Regions from separate parts of the Homo sapiens genome. Here region 1 is linked to region 2. The links are chromatin loops, found by intact Hi-C in ENCODE. Cell type or tissue: OCI-LY7. All regions are shown on one strand.

Evidence for each region. A loop is a pair of places that touch in the nucleus more often than their neighbours do. Peaks named below come from ENCODE experiments on the same cell type or tissue, not always from the same donor. Only the 100,000 strongest peaks of a DNase experiment are listed, where the experiment ranks them.
Region 1: it touches region 2 in a loop (2.7-fold over the local background); 4 of 110 quality-filtered maps call a loop at or near these places.

The regions. Positions count from the first base shown.
Region 1 is chrX:2,512,449-2,516,448 of GRCh38, reverse strand. No RefSeq gene overlaps it. Among named protein-coding and RNA genes, the nearest start is that of ZBED1, 13 kb to the right of the region's middle. In OCI-LY7, CTCF peaks have their summits at 2,018, 2,653 and 2,874; DNase peaks (open chromatin) are centred at 1,328, 1,648, 2,118 and 2,978; H3K4me3 peaks cover 2,192 bases; H3K27ac peaks cover 4,000 bases.
Region 2 is chrX:2,577,548-2,581,547 of GRCh38, reverse strand. All of the region lies in intron 1 of LINC03112 (long intergenic non-protein coding RNA 3112), which reads left to right. Among named protein-coding and RNA genes, the nearest start is that of LINC03112, 30 kb to the left of the region's middle. In OCI-LY7, no CTCF peak of the experiment used is centred here; a DNase peak (open chromatin) is centred at 2,427.

The DNA.
Region 1 (4,000 bases), 65 kb after region 2:
GTACAGTGACACGATCTTGGCTCACTGCAACCTCTGCCTCCCGGGTTCAAGAGATTCTCCTGCCTCAGCCTCCCAAGCAGCTGGGATTACAGGCGCCCACCACCATGCCTGGCTAATTTTTGTATTTTTTTTTTAGTAGAGACGGTTTTTTAGCATATTAGCCAGGCTGGTCTTGAACTCCTGACCTTGTGATCCACCCGCCTTGGCCTCCCCAAGTGCTGGGATTACACTAGCATGCTTTTTTATGCACAGGTCATGAAGTCATGTTACAATCAATGGCTTTGCATGTGCAGCTGTTATTATATCATGGTGGCATCATGGTAAAATGAGGTTTGTTTGATGGAATGAAGGACAGGGGAAAATGTCAAAGAGAACATTGCTTGTCGTCACTCATATGTGAGAGCTTAAAAAATTGAACTCACGGAGATAGAGAGTAGAATGATGGTGACTGGGGACTGGGAAGGTTAGTGGGAGGGGATGATTAAGAGAGGATGGTTCATGGGTACAAAAATACAGTTGGATAAAAGAAATACAGTCTAGTGTTTGGCCAAACCATAGGGTGACTGTATTCACAATAATTTATTGTGTATTTCAAAATAACTGAAAGAGTGGAATTGGAATGTGATTTCCACAAAGAAATTATAAATGCTTAAGGTGATGGGTACCCTAATTATCCTGATTTCATCATGACACATTCTATGCTGATATCAAAATATCACATGTGGGGTGGGTGGGGGGCAAGGGGAGAGAGAGCATTAGGACAAATACCTAATGCATACGGGGCTTAAAATCTAGATGATGGGTTGATGGGTGCAGCCAACCACAATGGCACATGTATACCTATGTAATAAACCTGCACGTTCTGCACCTGTATCCCAGAACGTAAAGTAAAAAAATATATATATGTATATGTATGTATATATATATATATCTCACATGTACCCCATAAATTTGTACAACTATTATGTATGTGTGAAAGGAAAATAAATCTCGGGATCCCAGAATCACTTAGCCAAAGGGAAAAGTCGATCTGGGAGCTGTTTTGGGCAAACCCGTCTCCCATTCTATTCTAAAATAAGATAGTTACAAAGATTTGTTTAAAAGCTACATGCTTCCCTCATAATATCCCCACAGGGAAATTCCTTGTAGACAAAGGACAGAAATAACTCATAGTTAAGGCGGGTGTGGTGGCTCACACCTGTAAATCCTAGCACTTTGGGAGGCTGAGGCAGGTGGATCAATCACCTGAGGTCAGAAGTTCGAGACCAGCCTGGCCAACATGGGGAAACCCCATCTCTACTGAACATACAAAAATTAGCCAAGCATGGTGGCAGGTGCCTGTAATCCCAGCTGCTCGAGGAGCTGAGGCAGGAGAATCGCTTGAACCCAGGGTACAGAGGTTGCAGTGAGCTGAGATCGCGCCACTGCACTCCAGCCTGGGCAACAAGAGCAAGATTCTGTCTTAAAATAAATAAAATAAATAAATAGAACTCAAAGTTATCCCTCTGCTCACGTGAGACAAATGCATACCTGATTGCTTCCTCTACCCTCTTGTTTCACTAAGCCAGACTAAGGCATAAGTGAGTATTCCTGTACATCGTGCTTTCAGTACAAGGCTAATCAGAAACTCGAAAGAAAGCAACCATTTGTCTCTTATCAGCCTATGAAATGCAGGCTCTCTCCCTGCCTCGAGTTGTGCCACCTTTCCGGACAGAACCAATGTACATCTTCCATAGACTGATTGATGTCTCATGCCTCCCTAAGATGCATAAAACCAAGCAAGCTGTGCCCCAAACACTTTGGGGACATGTTGTCAGGAGTTCCTGAGGCTGCATCTTCAAATTTGGCAAAATAAACTTTCTAAATTGATGGAGACTTGTCTCAGGTACTTTTTGGTTTTCATACGTAGAATAACTAAAAATTTTAAAAAAAGAAAAACAGAGAAGGCTGTCGGCAGCACTCCCGTCTGTCTGGGAGATCCTGACTTATTGTTTTGGAAATGATACCAGCATCAGCAGCCCCCACGCGCGATAGAGATGTGCTCAGGGACTCTGGGGGGAGCTCACAGCTGTTGCAGCTTCTATGTGCTCTACCTGACTATTTTCAGACTTCCTGTGAGTTCCTGTGGGCAAATGAGCCATCCTGGCTCCAAACAACTTCTTCTGCTTCTTTTGTGTGTGTGTGTGTCTGAGACAGGGTTTTGCTTTGTTGTCCAGGCTGCAATAGTACCATCACAGCTCAAGCCATCCTCCCACCTCAGCATCCCAAGTAGCTGGGACCACAGGTGCAGGCCACCACAGCCAGCTCATTTTTTTTTTTTTTTTTTTTTAATTTTCAGTAGACATGAGGCTTCGCTCTGTTGCTCAAGCCGGTCTTGAACTCCTGGCCTCAAGTGATCCTCTTGCCTCGGCCTCCCAAAGTGCTGGGATTATGGGTGTGAGCCACCGTGCCCAGCTGAGGCTCTGCTTCTGAAAAAACCACCTCTGGAACTCAGAGTTAGAAACAGCAAGAATCATGCACCTTCAGCATCAGAAGGAATGCCCCAAATTGGCGATGTTCTCCCTCCCTTGTTACAGAGTCCTTAAGAAACTGAGCTGGGGCCGGGTGTGGTGGTTCATGCCTGTAATTCCAGCACTTTGGGAGGCCGAGATGGGCAGATTACTTGAGGTCAGGAGTTTGAGACCAGCTTGGCCAACATGGTGAAACCCTGTCTCTACTAAAAATACAAAAATTAGCTGGGCGTGGTGGTGTGTGCCTGTAATCCTAGCTACTCAGGATGCTGAGGCAGGAGTATTGCTTGAACCCGGGAGGCAGATGAGCCAAGATTGTACTACTGCACTCTAGTGAGCCAAGATTGTACTACTGCCCTCCAGCCTGGGCAACAGAGTGAGACTCCGTGTCAAAACAAACAAACAAACAAACAAGAAACTGAACTGGTATGCAACTTCTCTAAAGTCAAATTTCAGGACAGGGGCTGGAAAGTTTCATCAGACCCACCTGTGGCAGGCCAGGTCTCACTAACAGCTGAACAGGCAGGCCTCCGTGGCAACCGTTTCAGCACTCACTGACCAGTGGAGTTACATATTAAAAGCTGAAACAACCAGTGCCCTTATACAAAGGCTGGAATGTAACAAAAGCCCACCAAGAGTTTTGCCCGGGGCTTTCCTGGGCCTTAAAGCATGAAAAGATAACGAAGGAATTCTTAACAGGACCTGTTTCAGATTAAACAAGTTTTACTGGGGTTCTGAAGGAACTCTGCAGGCCTCCACAAACAAGTTTTATTGGGGGTCTAAAGGAACTCCCCAAACCTCCATGATTTAGCAGGAGACAAGATAAGGGTAATCACCCCAGCACCTGGAACCATCTAGATTAAGTCAATTTACTGAGGCTCCAGAGGAAGGTCTTCAGGACTCAGACCTTAGTTACAGATTAGAAGAAGTGAATCACTTATGTCTTTTTTTTTTTTTTTTGAGACCTCTCGCTCTTGTCCCCCAGGCTAGAGTGCCATGGCGCAATCTCAGCTCACCGCAACCTCCGCCTCCCGGGTTCAAGTGATTCTCCTGCCTCGGCCCCCACCCCCACCCCCAAGTAGCTGGGACTACAGGTGCATGCCACCACTCCCAGCTAATTTCTGTCTTTTTAGTAGAGATGGGATTTCACTATGTTGGCCAGGTTGGTCTAGAACTCCTGACCTCAGGTGATCCGCCCATCTTGGCATACCAAAGTGCTGGGATGACAGGCGTGAGCCACCGCGCCCGGCCTCACTTATGTCTTTAGATGGATACACACTTATATGTAGACATATATTTTAGAAGATACATAAGGTCTGGAAAATTTTGTAATTTGGAGTTGGTCTGGCGATATTTTCCCAGCCTTCTCCCTGTACCCAGTTACAGAAATAAACTCTGTTCTTTCCCAATTCATCTGCGTCTCATTATGGGGCCATGACAATAAGCGGTCTGACACTCGGTTCGGTCTGGGAACACACCTGCCAGACTGG
Region 2 (4,000 bases):
CTCCAGATCTGCGCCACTGTCCTGGGAAGATGCCAGGTTGGTGCTAACATCCCTGTTTCAGGTCCACAAACCAAGGCAGGTAGAAGTGCTTCTTGCCCAAGGTCACGCAGTGAGTCAGTGCAGAGTTGTCACTGGAAGTGACACAGACTCCCACTTGGAGCTTTTGGCTAGAGATTGGGGGGCATTTCTTTCTACAAGTGTGACTCTTCTCTGTGGTCCTGTTTTATGTCCATCAGTGCACACTGACATCCATCAGTTCTCCAAGGGAGTGCTTAGATCATGGTGACCATTTGGGTATTTCTTTTCTTTCTTTTTTCCTTTTCTTTTCTTTTCTTTTTTTTTTTTTTTTTTTCTGAGATGGAGTCTTGCTCCGTCGCCCAGGCTGGAGGGCAGTGGCGCAGTCTCGGCTCACTACAACCTCTGCCTCCCAGGTTCAAGCGATTCTCCTGCCTCAGCCTCCTGAGTAGCTGGGATTACCGGCACGTGCCACCATGCCTGGCTAATTTTTGTATTTTTAGTAGAGATGGGGTTTCACCCATGTTGGCCAGGCTGGTCTCAAACTCCTAACCTCGTGATCCTCCAACCTCAGCCTCCCAAAGTGCTGGGATGACAGGTGTGGGCCACTGCTCCTGGCCCGTTTGGGTATTTCACACCTAAAGAAGATATGAGTATTAAAACAGCAGCATGATCCCTCAGGATGCTTTCCTGGAACCTAGAAAGATAAGCCCTGACTGGAAAAAAGGACAATCTCAGTGAAGCTGGGAAGAGCATGATGAGACAGAAACCTCTGCGCTATTATCTTAATTTTCTATGGACAACCCACACATGCAAGGGTGGTTATGATTACTGTCAAAAGACCTACAGTTTCCTATAAATAACAATTACACCTAATAGTTGCTGAGTGTTTTACTAAACACCAGATCTGGAGTGAAAATAATATTATATACATTGTATTTTACCCTCCTGACAGCAACATGAATATAATTAGTATCCCAATTACACAGAATGGAAAAATAAGGCTGGAAAAAAACAGGTTATGTAACTTCCCCAAGAATAAAAGAAAAAAACTCAATCATCAGTAACCAAGCTTTTACCAACGGACCTGTGGCACACATGTGTGTTTATGGGGTGTGTGTGTGTGTGTGTGTGTGTGTGTGTGTAAAATCTCACATCCATTGCAGTGATATTACACAAAAGTTTTAAATTATATTTCTACTTGCAACTCTCCTTTAGGGTTTAAAATTAATCATTCTCTTTAAAGTTTTTAAAAAATTGATTACAGAATAACTGCTAATTATCTGTTTCTAGACACTGCTCACACAGGTTTCCATTTTTAAAACTTTTTATGTATTTTTTTTTTAAAGACAGAGTCTGGCTCTGTCATCCAGGCTAGAGTGCAATGGTGCAATCTTGACTCTCTGCAACCTCCACCTTCTGGGCTCAAGCAATTCTCATGCCTCAGCCTCCCGAGTAGCTTGGACTACAGGCCTGAGCCACCATGCCCAGCTAATTTTTGGACTTTTTAGTAGAGACGGCATTTCATCATGTTGGCCAGGCTGGTTTCGAACTCCTGACCTCAAGTGATCCACCCACCTCGGGCTCCCAAAGTGCTGGGATTACAGGTGTGAGGCACCGCGTCCAGTCAATATATTTTATGTGTTCCAAACTGTAAAGATTTTTATGAGTCTTAAAAAAAAAAAAAATGAACCTTAAAGCGAAGCTGCTGAAAAAGTGGCCCTAAATGCATTTTTCTTGGGATCCCATATAGTGCAAAGACCCTCCTAAAATCTCCTTTACATGGTTTTGGCAGCTTCCAAACTTAAGGGGAAGGTCCCCCAAGGGGTAGAGAGGGCCTCCTGGAAACCTCAGCTTCTGTGCAAGAAGAGTTGAGGGAAGAGGGTAAATTCGATCTGTAATGAAGCTTGAGATGTAGCAAGACAAAACATCTAGACACCATAATGAGGGACATTTGGTGGCAGTGATGAGAGGGGGACGTGGTCAACTAGATGAGAGAGAATTTTCTCAAGCTGATCATTAAGGACAGGGTGAGCACAGCGGCTCACGACTGTAATCCCAGCACTTTGGGAGGCCAAGGTGGAAGGATCGATTGAGCCCAGCAGTTTGATACCAGCCTGGGCAACATAGTGAGACTCTATAAGAAAAAAAAAAAGCAGGGAGAGGGAGCGGACACAGTGGCTCACACCTATAATCCCAGCACTTTGGGAGGCCGAGGCGAGCAGATCACCTGAGGTTAGGAGTTCCAGACCAGCCTGGCCAACATGGTGAAACCCCGTGTCTACTGAAATACAAAAATCAGCCAGGCATGGTGGCACACATCTGTAATCCCAGCTACTCAGGAAGCTGAGGCAGAAAAATCGCTTGAACCCTGGAGGTGGGGGTTGCAGTGAGCCGAGATCGCGCCACTGCACCCAGCCTGGGCGACGGAGTGAGACGCCATCTCAAAAAAGAAAAAAAAGAACAGGCTGCCTCAGAAGTGGTCAGAGGTGTTTGTTTGCCTTGTTGTGTGTACTTCCCCAAGGGAAGTGTAGCGGGGAGGAGAGACGAATACGCAAGTGTTTCGGTCATAGGACTTCACACTGGATAAGAATATTGACATACCTTCCAAATTTATATCACTGAAAAAAAAAAAGATTCTTTAGCAGAAGTCAACATTTTGGAATTCAAGATAAGTGACCTGTGGGAAAAAGAATTGAGTTGAAAATCTCACTGTTGTTTTCAAAGCTGTTCTCAGTTAATGTTGTTTTCAAAGCCTGAGGTTGTGGCTTACGTTATTGAGACGCTTCTTAACCATTCTTCTCCTCCTTCACCCTAAAATTAAGATCCTTTTATATCTCCTCTTCTCAGGCTGTGTTCCACAGATGTTCATATTGGAACTTGCCTGCATTGCAGATGTCTGTAAAAAAAAAGCCGGGGGAGCGGAGAGGCAGGCTGAAAGGTAGTAGAGAATTCCAAGGTGCCGACAGAGAAGGAAAGACCAGCCTGGGTCTTACATATTAGCTCTGTGATACTCCAAGCTCCACAGTGTTAAGCTAAATCCCACTTAGAAAGTGAAGTGGGAAATAGATGTGGATTTGGAGCTAGGAGGGGCAGTGCCGCGGCCTGACTCAGAGAGCTGGGTCCTTTCAGGATGTAAGAGACACGAAACGGAGGACTCCTAAGAGGAAGAGGAGGCTGCGTTCACTTTCACGCACTTCCCAAGGCAGCATGTCAGGCCGGGAAGCTGTACAGTGGGAAGAAGAATCTGTAACAGCGCCTCAAAGCAGGAAAACAACACCGTACCATAAGCCAAACCCCTGCTGTGCTTTCTGAGTAATGCCATTTCTAAAAAGATCATGTTTCCATGAGTTATTTTTTCCCCTCCGCCGATTTGGTCTAGCAACATGTAAAGTGTAAATTCAAGGGAAACATGAGTGAAATAGAAAGGGTGACTTTGGAGGTACCTACAGTAGATGCAGTGCTGTGATGGGGCGTGCTGACCTAGAGGGGGATATTCCCCCATCAGAGAAAGGTCCCAGGGCCCTGCTGCTGTCTCACAAACCTGAGCACTTCCTTTCCGAAACTATCCCCAGAGGCAGGATCTTTCAAGAAATGTCGTCCTTGGTCCTTGTCTTGCATCCTTAGCTGGGGAGCCTTCCAGGCAGAGGCTAGGATTTTTGGAAATACCTAAGCCTCCTTCAGCGCCAAGTCTGGGGGATAACTTTAGAAGCCAATTTAATCAATATGGCTTTTAGCTCAAAATAGCGCCAGTGTAAGGTAAGGTCTAGACAGGCGCTTGGAGGCAATTCTGAAACAGTTCCAAAAATAGTTTGAAACAAACTGGGCCCTTTGAATGAGTAGCCGGCCTTCTGGAGGAAAGGGATCAAACTCACTCGTGTGCAAAACCTCAGGTGCAATTTGTGTTGTAAACTCTCCTCGGTCACCTCCTAACTAGGATTTTTCGGGTGTGGGAACAAGATGTATGCATTTATTGAACACCTAC